Regions from separate parts of the Homo sapiens genome. Here region 1 is linked to region 2. Evidence: chromatin loops called from intact Hi-C (ENCODE). Cell type or tissue: PC-3. All regions are shown on one strand. Each heading gives the region's core, and the rest is flanking DNA. Links, peaks and the distances in the headings are about the cores only.

Region 1 (5,390 bases), core at 340-5,339, 160 kb after region 2:
AAGTGAGTAAATATAAATATAATCTAATTTTTCTCTTTTCATAATTTTCTTATAGGACAACTGGTGTTTAAAGCAAAACAAGACAAAACAAAAAGACAAACATTGTAAAGTAGGTGGGGTTTAAAATAAGTGAAGAAAAAAATATAATAGCACAAACGATAGAATGAATATGAATGAATAAATGAATATGAATGAATAATATTGTACCGTTGTAATGTCGTTACATTTTTGAAAGGGAAAGCAGAAAGTAAGAAGTATCCATGAAGTGTGAAGTCAGGTCTTACAATATTAACTCTAAGTAAACTTTGATAAATTAGGATACATGTTGTTAGTCCTAAAGCAACCCCTAAAAATAATAAAAGGAGTCATAGCAAGAAGCAAATAGAAGAAATTAAGTGGTATATTAAATTTTTTCAATTAACCCGAAAGAAGACAGAAAAGGGCAACCGAGGATCAAAGAAGATATGCAAGTAAAATAAGAATATCAGGAAGACACGAGTAAAAACCTCATTAAAAAATAATAGAGTACGAAAGGAAATTGAAATGAAAAACAAAAAAGAATTTCTGAAGGTAGAAAACATAACTTCAAATTACATAATTTTGTGGATGAATTAAAAGGGAATCTGCTCTGTTGAGACCTATCTAACATTGAGATGGGTCTCTTGAAGATAGCAAACTTGCCACTTAAAGATAGCAGTTTGCCACTCTGTCTTTTAAGTGGGCCGTTGAGACTATTTATATGCAGGGTTAGTATTGATATGTGAGATTTTGATCCTGCCATCTGTTGTTAGCTGGTTATTTTGCAGACGTGACCGTTTAGTTGCTTTATAGTGTCTGTGGGCTATGTATTTAACTGTGTTCTTGTGATAGCAGCTGTCTTTCTTTCGTTTTCATATTAGGTCTCCTTTAAGTACTTTTTTTTTTTTAAGACAGATTCTCCTCTGTCGCCCAGGCTGGAGTGCAGTGGCGTGATCAATCTTGGCTCACTGCAACCTCCGCCTCCTGGGTTCAAACGATTCTCCTGCCTCAGCCTCCTGAGTAACTGGGACTACAGGCGTGTGCCACCATGAGGCTAATTTTTTGTATTTTCTTTTTTTAGTAGAGATGGAGTTTCACTGTGTTAGCCAGGATGGTCTCAATCTCCTGAGCTCATGATCTGCCCGCCTCGGCCTCTCAAAGTGCTGGGATGACAGGCATGAGCCACCACACCTGGCCATAAGTAAAGCTGGTCTAGTTGTAATGAGTTCCCTCAGTGCTTGCTTGTCTGAAAAGGATTTTATTTTTTGTTTGCTTATGAAGCTTAATATGGCAGGGTAGTGAATTCTTGGTTGGAATTTCTTTTTCTTTAAGGATGCTGAAAATAGGCTTTCAACCTCTCCTGACTTATAAGGTTTTTGCTGATATGTCTGCTGCTGGCCTGATACATGAACTGACTCTTCTCTCTAGCTGCCTTTTAGATTATTTCATGTTGACCTCAGTGAATCTGACAAATATGTGCCTTGGGGATGGTGTTTTGAATGATACCTAGCAGGAGTTCTCTGTATTTCTTGAATTTTCATGTCAACCTCTCTAGCTTATTTAGGAAAATTTTCATGGACTATGTCTTTAAATATATTTTCCAAGTTGCTTACTCTCTCTCCTCTCAGGAATTCCAGTGAGTGGTAAGTTTGATGTCTTTACATAATCCCATATTTCTCAGAAGTTGTATGAATTTTTAAATCCTTTTTTTTCCCTTATTTTTATCTGACTGACTTGATATGAAGAACTTTTCTTCAAGCTCTGAGATTCCTCAGCTTGGTCTCATGCTGTTTCTCAGCTGCATGACACTGGTGTTGTGTCTGCATTTCCTTTGTTAGGTATTATGCTGTTAATACTTCCAATTGTATTATGAAATTCTTGTAATGCATTTTTTGGTTCCAGAAGTTCAGTTTGGTTCTTTCTTAAAATTACTATTTTATCTTTCAGCTCTTTGACTATTTTACTGGATTCCTTGGATTAGGTTTCAACTTTCTCCCTAAGCTTGATGAGATTCCTTGACATCCAGATTCTGAATTCTACATCTGTCATTTCAGTCATTTTAGTCTGTTTAAGAATCATTGCTTGGGAGCCAGTGGGTTTGTTTGGAGATAAGTGGACATTCTAGCTTTTTGAATTGTCAGAATTCTTGTGTTGATTCTTTCTCATCTGAAAGGACTTATGTTCCTTTAACTGTTGTGTAAGTTGAATATAGTCAATTGGCTTCATTTCTGGGTGCTTTCAGAGGGCCAAGACTCTGTATACTATCTTTATTTGCGGCTGGATTCTTGTCCTTGGTTTCAAAGTGACAGAATATTTTTGCAGTTGTAGTTTAGGCTGTGATTCAGTAGATGGCACTAAAGAATTATAGCCAGAAGATAAGTGCTTATCTGCAGGGCTTTATTGTATTTCCTCATATTTGCAGCTGTCCTCTGTGGTGGAGGAGGGAGAGCTGACTCCCTCACCGGGTCCATTTCTAGGCCTTGGGGGAGACCTCTCTGATCACTGGTGTTCTGTCTTTATTTCCTTTATTAGGTGTTCTGGGCCACGAGACTCCCTCAGGCAGAGGCTATGGCAGGGCGATAGGCCACATTCTTTCCAAACTGGCCCTGTGGAGGGAGGAACACCCTGCTCCCACACCAACCCATGAACCGATATGTCTTATCACCCCTTTCAGTGCTCTGAGTATGAGGACTCCTCCCCAGCTCCAGTACCAGCCACAGATCTCAGCTCAACACTCTCGAGCTCTGTACCACAACCCCAGGATACAGGGACCAGCCAGCAGCTTCATCCCCTGGACCCTTGGGTTGGGTTCCAGCTGTGCTGGGGGATCTGATGTGCTCCCAGGCCACTGGGAAACTACTTAGATGGAGCAAAGGATCCAGGCTAAGCAGCAGAGGCTGTGCTGTGTGCATACTCCTGCAGAATGGCCAGGCAGGGGTCCTGGGAAGGGCTGGCAGGCAGGTGGGTCTGCAGAAAAGATGCAACCCAGTCCCATTGGGAAGCACCAGCCCTGTTCTCTCCTGATCTGGTGGTCAGCTGGGGCTAGAGTTACTTGGAAGAAGATAGAGAGCCCTATGGGCGCCTATGGCTGTACTCCACTGCAGCTGCCCCAGGCACAAAAGCCCCTAGGCTCTGCTCCAGTTGAAGCCCTGTCTCTGCCTACTCTCAGGGAAGATTCCCCTGCCAATTCAAACATCCATGGGGCATGTGGGGTCCCCTATAGCTAAGATCACAGAGGGCCATGGTGAAAGTAAGCTGTCCCTCTGTTTCTCTACTCACTCCTTCCACATGATCCATTCAGGGCCATGAACTAGCCCTAGCATTCATGTATCCTGCACAGGGTTCCTAGCTTTTTCCCTCTTCACCCTCAGTGTCTGTATCACCTTTCCAATAGCTGTTGGTGTTTTCTCTCTGAAGGTCTGCTCAAAGTATGTGCAATACTTTGGTCTCTCTCAGTGGAAGCAGTGCTTCCTGGATGCATCTAGTGAGCCATTTTGTCCCCTCTGAAGACAACTGCCAATCTCTGCAGCATGAGCTGCTTCGTGCCCAGGAGCTCCAAGGTGCCACCAACCACAAGGGCTACAGCCATGCAGAGCATGAGCATGCAGGCCTAGGTGTCCAGGGTGGGAATGGGGCTCTGGCTTTTTCGAACAGTGGGCACAGGCATGCTGTTCCCACCATCAGCTCAGGCACTGGCAGGAGGAGGGTACCACTCAGGAGGCTGTGAGAGAAGGATCAACAATTTTTTTTTTTTTTGAGACGGAGTCTCGCTCTGTTGCCCAGGCTGGAGTACAGTGGCACTATCTCAGCTCACTGCTACCTCTGCCTCCTGAGTTCCAGCAATTCTCCCGTCTCAGCCCCCTGAGTGGCTGGGACTATAGGCGCCCGCCACCATGCCTCTCTCATTTTTGTATTTTTAGTAGAGATGGGGTTTTACCATATTAGTCAGGCTGGTCTCGAACTCCTGACCTTAGGTGATCTGCTGGCCTCAGACTCCCAAAGTGCTGGGATTACAGGCGTCAGCCACCACGCCCAGCGACAATTATATTCTTGAAGGGAGGAGGCAGTATTATAAACACAATAATTTTTCCAAATGAGTATTGTATTTAACGTAATTTTAATCAAACCTCCATGGGAGCTGGAATTTGACAAAATTAGTTTGAAATTTACCTAAAGAGAGAGAATAGTAAAGAATTTTTAATAGTAAGAATAATAAGGGTGGAGAGCATGCTCTGACACATGATAAAACAGATTTTAAAAGCTATGATACTCAAGACAGTATACTTTTGGCAACACTAAAATAAAATACAGATGTCTGAATTAAACAGAAAAGAAACTGTGAAAATGACCATGCAAGCCAATACCATGCATAACAATTTTAATAATCAATAGGAAAATTATAATCTTTCATAAATTTTTAAAAAATTATCCTGTGGTTAGTTACAAATGCATAGAAAAATGCGGAAAATGGCAAAACTAATGTTTATTTAGCACGCTGAAATTTTAGAAACATTGATAATTAAAGCGCTACATTTATCTGCAAAAAAACTCACCAAGAGTCATTTTAACATTGCTTACCTTCTTCTCATGGTATATCTTATGATAGGAAGCAAGCTTCACTTCTATATCTTGGCAACTTGTCATATTCCTTCTTAAGTTTGGATCCGTTTACATTATTTTACCCTTTGCACTTTCAATGCTGTAAAATGTCTCTGAGAATTCTTTTAATGCTGAGTTTATTCCTGGCAGCGCTTCCTCAAGGACATCTTCATTCTTTTCGTCAGAACCACTTTCCTTATTTACACCATTAAGTAGACTTTTACTAAGTTCCTTCTGGCTACTTATCTAGAATTTCTCCAATGACAGCAGTGTCAACATTTTTATGGTCATTTATTTCTTTTATAACTCCATTTATGTTCAATTCTACCTCTACTTCTAGTTTATCACTTTCTTTGTTGCGCTTTCAGTTTTGCTGGCGAATTTCTTCTTTTTATTATTCATCTTTTGTAAAACATCACGTATTTATCATTGTGAGACAAGGAGGGACTAAAACTTCACACTTTTCTGTGTGTACATAGACTGAATAACAGTTGCACAGTGACTAGTCATAGACAGAATTTAAAAGAATGTTGCTGATCATGGATGATGATGCACATTTTTTTTTAATGTAGTCATTTGTGGGCTGAAACTTGTACCTTATACAAGCACTCACGATATACCATGATAACTGAAATTTAATTATGTTGTTAGGAGACTGGTGTCATTTAATCAAACCATGGTAACTAAAATCCATGCATATCAGAACCATGTCAAGTGAGGAGTTTGTGTATGTGTGTGTGTGTGTGTGTGTGTGTGTGTGCGCGCAAGAGACT
Region 2 (5,390 bases), core at 265-5,264:
TTAGCTGTATTTTGTTGAACTTATTTTATTGGTGCTATAGTCATCACAATATGTCTTGTCAACTGGCACCTTCCATTAGGGTCGGGAAGACTTAACAATTTCATGTCATTAGTTTATTTTGGGATGCAATTCAGTAGCTGAGATAGTGTGCTTTGATAAATAAGAAGTTTAGGTAATTTTAGAAAGTTCAGTAAGACATAAATTTTTTACCTAGTCTATGCTTCATGGGAAAATAAACTTCAGAAACATTCTCATTTACTTTCTATTTCTTTTTTGTTACACATATGTAGAATGTTCATCTACAGAGAGCTCTCTCTTATGTGCATTTAAATGTGGTTATAAATTTTTGTTTATTAATTTAATAAAAGAAAGAAAAATAGACAACGATGTGCAGAAGGAGACGGAGCATGGCACAGAGCCCTACAAATAGGCAAGATTTTTCTGCGCCCAGAGATAAGGAGCAAAGAGCCATCATACACTGAAAGCATGTTTCCCTGAGAATAATGAGCCATATAACTACTCTCATGTGATTTTCAAAACATAAATCTTCAGGATGCAAGGGCAGGTGGTGATGAATTACTGGAACAGAAAATAGTTGAAGGGAAAGGGCAGCAACATCAGTGTTATGCACATTTATGCAAATTCAACTTCTAAAATATGAAAGGGTTTTCTCTGTACTATGAAAGTGACTGAAATTAATGGGTGAGAAGCAGGGAGATTTTGTATGTCTGCTTAACTCTGCCTATAGAGTCCTTTTGAATGGATGCATACAACACAAAAGGCTGAGCCATCTTTCACAGGCTCCACACTATTGTGGGTTTCGGCTGACAGCCCAGATAGCAAGAGTCAAAAGGCAGATGTGTTTTGTGAAGACTTGAGTGGAATAAAAGAAAATAATGCCAGGCTCAGAAGAGAAACTTCGCATGGATGGAAATGGGTAAAAAATACTCAGAAAATAGAATTCTAGTGAGCGGTGGGAAACTTTAGTAACCTTGAAAACACTCAGAACTCTCCTGTAGTATGTAGAATGCCTTTAGAATCCTAGAGAAGTCAGAAAAGACCCCAAAAAGCTAGATTATATTAATATAGAAAATGTATTATGATAAAGATAAGAGCCTCCACATAAAGGTCAATGAAAGATTTTAAGTTCATCTCAAAGTATTTCATTTTGGCCTGGATTTACATTGACATAAAATCTCAGAGACTCATTCCAGCTTTTCTGGGGCCAAGATGATTATCTCCTCCTGCAGATCCCCCAATATAGTTAACTTTTCCGTGAGGTGAAGTGTGATATAAGCCTTCATAAGAGCCAGAAGCACACAGTAAGAGATACGGCAACTGACAGGGATATTCTGGAACACTTACTTAAAAAGTTTGAAAATACAAAAGGGAAATCTACATGCAGATAAGCATTCTAGTTTTTATTCTGCCTTCAGATGATGCCAAAATCCTTGGCAATACGTGGAAATGGGTGAGTGAAATTCTAATATTTTTCTGCTTGTTTATAGTTTATTACTTCTCATTTTAGTATTAATCACCTATAATTACACCATATGTTAACAATAACATGTGGAAAACTAAGGAAAGGGCAGATAGCCAAAGAAAAGCTATTTGAACCCAGAGGGAGATTTTCAGGAAAGAAAAGATAGTTCGGCAGTTAGAGCTTATAAGATATGTGTGCTCAAGAGAAAGAGCCATGACCCAGATAAGAAAAATAAAGAGTATGCCTTAGACTGGGGGAAAAAAAGAGAAAGAGCTTACATCTCAAATGAGAGAGAGAAAAAAAAGAGACAGAGAGAAGGAGATTTATGATGGATGGATGCTCTTTAGCTGTCTAGTACAGTAAAATTTTGCCATCAAATGTGACAACAGGAAGCTTCTAACAAATTGATATGTGATGCCTTAATGATATTTCTACCCAACCTGAATGGGTCACATAGCCTCTCTCTGGCTCGAAATTCTTTAATCTATCCTGGAGTATTTTGCAATTTCTTCTGCCTCCAGTTGTACTGCTTAGTCAGTGATAGGCAATCGTTTTGCATAGATCTTAACAATAGAACATCATAATAGAAAGTCACCTACTCATGCATACCATTCTTTCTTAGGTCCTATAAAGCATTTGGTTGTTGCTTTGTAAGAAAATATGGAAATGCAGTTGTCCTTAAAACAATGAGTATGTGCATTACTGATATAAAATTTATGCCCTGAGACACTATTTTCATACCTTTCTGTGTACTTAATAACATTTTGTTTCAGTGATTAATCAGTGTATTCAATTTGGGTACATTGCACATGTCAATTAAATTTAATGCATAGAGCATCAACAATGAGCATAATTCTTTTGAAGTGGTAACAATATGAACAGCTATGAGGAAGCTCCTGCATGCACAGGAGCTTTGGTTATTCGAGATCTTTGGTGGTTTCACACAAATTTTAGAATTGTTCTTTCTATTTTGTGAAGAATGTCACTAGTATTTTGATAGAGATTTTATTGAATCTGTAGTTAACTTTGAGCACTATGGTAATTTTCACGATATTAATTCTTTCAATCCATAAACGTGAATGTTGTTCCACTTTTTTGTGTCCACTTTAATTTTGTATTAGATTTATAATAACAACTATATCACAATACTGATAACAATTGTATGATTCCATTGATTAGAAGATGTAGTCTTATTTTAGAGATGTTAGTACGTGAATAAAAGTTTCAGAACCATTGCAGTATGGTAATGTGATGTATAAGATAGAGTGACGAACCCCATTTTATTATATCTTCATGTGTTCACACAGTCATGAGGAATTTGGGAAATTTACTCCACCGGGTTAAAAGAATTTTTGCCTGGGACCCTGATAGGCGTGATATACAGAGAAATTGTTGCAATTCTCAGGATAAACCAGTAGAGGGAGGAATTCTCCACAGTCAGGAGCACACTCAGCAAGCAAGAAGCAACATAACCTAATTTAGACCAACGAGTAGATGTTGTAGGGTCTATCTGTGGGAGTGTAAAGTATGACTACGGAGGCGGAGGTCGCAGTGAGCCGAGATCATGCCACTGCACTCCAGCCTGGGCAACAACAGGAAAGTCTGTCTCAAAAAATAAAAATTTTTTTTAAAAAGATGGGGTGACACTTGAGTACAGTGGTTCGCTAACTCAATATAACTAGTATCCTTAAAACGAGAACGCCATATGAAGAGAATAGACATGCATACAAAGAGAATACCATGCAAACATGAAGGCAGAGGTTGGGATGACGCATCTACAACCAAGGTACGCCAAAGAGCATCAGCAAATCACCAAAAGCTAGAAGAGAGGCACAGAACACATTCTCCCTCACACAGTTCAGAATGAACCAAACTTACTTACATGTTAAAATTATACTTCTAGCCTCCAGAACGGTAAGACAATAAATTTCTGTTGTTTTAAGCCACCCAGTTTGTGGTAGTTTGTTGTGGCAGCCCTAGGAAACTAATACACTCAGTAAGAGACAAAAAAGCAGGATCAGAAACAAAAAAAGCAAAATGAAATATAAATGAACAAAGTTTAAAAGATTACAGAAGAAATTTTCCTTTCTCCAATGTCAGAAATCAGTTAGGTCTAAGTGTGTGGAATTATTTCTGGGTTCTCTATTCTGTCTCATTGGCCTATGTGTCTATCTTTGTGCCAGTACAATGCTGCTTTGGTTACTATAGGTTTGTAGATATTTTGAGGTCAGGTAGTGTAATTTCTCCGGGTTTGTTCTTTCCCCACCCCCTCCCCCCGCTCAGGATTGCTTTGGTTATTCGAGATCTTTGGTGGTTTCATACAAATTTTAGAATTTTTCTTTCTATTTTGTGAAGAATGTCACTAGTATTTTGATGGAGATTTTATTGAATCTGTAGTTAACTTTGAGCACTATGGTAATTTTCACGATATTAATTCAATCCATAAACATGAATGTTGTTCCACTTTTTTGTGTCCATTTTAATTTTTTATTATATTTATAATTTTCATTGTACAGATCTTTGACATCCATGTTTATATTTATTCCTAAGTTTATATTTTTTGTGTGACTATTGTAAATGAGATGGGTTTCTTGATTTTTTCTTATTTTTTTGCTTTTATGATTTTTTAAATTGACACAGTACATTTACATATTTATGTGATATAGTGTGATATTTTGATACATGTATACAATGTGTAATGATTGAATCAGGGTAATTAGCATACCTATCACCTCAACCATTTATGGATGAGAACATTCAAAATCTGCTGGAGAGGATGTGGAGAGGATATGCTGGAAGAAAGGGAACCTGTGTGCTGTTTGTGGGAATGAAATTAGTATAGCCATTATGGAAAGCAGTATGGAGGTACCTCAAAGATCTAAAAATCTAAAAATGGTACTACTATAGGATCCAGCAATCCCACGACTGGGTGTATGTTCAAAGGGAAGGAAATCAGTATGTCAAGGGGATATCTGCACCCCCACGTTTATTTCAACACTTTTCAAAATGGCCAAGGTATGAAATAAACCAAAGTGTTTATCAACAGATTAACGAATAAAGAAAATGTGGCATATATACGCAATGTATTACTATTCAGCCTCGAAAAAGAATGAAATCCTGTGGCAATATGGGTGAGTCTGGAGGACATTATATTAAATAAAATAAGTCTGGCAAAGAAAGATAAATACCACATGTTCCCACTCATATGTGGAAGTGAAATAAGTTGATCTCATGGAAGTAGAGAATATAATAGTGTTAACTAGAAACTGAGAAGGGTAGTGGGGAGGAAGAGATAGCCAAAGGCTGGTTAACAGATGTAAAATTACAGCTAGGTAGGAGGAATTCTTTCTAGTGTCCTTTAGCACTGCAGGGCGGCTATGGTTAATAATAACTTATTCTATATTTTCAAATAGCTAGAAGAGCAGATTTTGAATGTTCCCAATACAAAGAAATGATAAATTTTAAGGTGATTTATATACTAATTACCCTGATTTGGTCATTATACATTGTATGTATGTATCAAAATATCACACTGTACCCCCATAAGCATGTAAAACTATTACATGCTAATTTTAAAAAGATTACAGAAAGAAGGAGAGGAATTAGGAAAAAATAATAGCAATAGATTGGAAATAAGAATGGAGGTCTTATGAGATTAAACCTATGCATAGTTAATGTTCTTCAAAAGAGAACAAAACAAATGTAACAAAAAAGAATTTGAAAGGTATCATTCAAGAAAATTTCCCAAAGATGTAAAAGGACCTGACAGGGTAAGTCTTAGATTGAGTAGACAAAACAGTGTATACAGAGATTTTCAGAACAATTAATATTAAGACATGTCCTACAAAATTTTGGGATCTCATAGATAATGAAAAGAAAAAGCTATTGTGCATCCATTCAAACCTAT

The links. Hi-C counts contacts between places; a loop is a spot of excess contacts. Peaks named below come from ENCODE experiments on the same cell type or tissue, not always from the same donor. Only the 100,000 strongest peaks of a DNase experiment are listed, where the experiment ranks them.
Region 1: a loop joins it to region 2, with 3 times the contacts of the local background. A loop is called at or near these places in 2 of 110 quality-filtered maps.

What each region holds. Positions count from the first base shown.
Region 1 is chr2:75,238,903-75,244,292 of GRCh38, reverse strand. All of the region lies in intron 2 of TACR1-AS1 (TACR1 antisense RNA 1), which reads right to left. The region is part of intron 1 of LOC107985900 (a long non-coding RNA gene); the gene reads left to right. Among named protein-coding and RNA genes, the nearest start is that of TACR1, 42 kb to the right of the region's middle. In PC-3, for the core only: a CTCF peak has its summit at 2,351 (motif pointing right); a DNase peak (open chromatin) is centred at 5,132; H3K4me3 peaks cover 1,104 bases; H3K27ac peaks cover 836 bases.
Region 2 is chr2:75,401,655-75,407,044 of GRCh38, reverse strand. No RefSeq gene overlaps it. Among named protein-coding and RNA genes, the nearest start is that of EVA1A-AS, 120 kb to the left of the region's middle. RefSeq lists an enhancer at 2,990-3,049. In PC-3, for the core only: a CTCF peak has its summit at 2,901 (motif pointing right); a DNase peak (open chromatin) is centred at 2,914; H3K27me3 peaks cover 3,135 bases.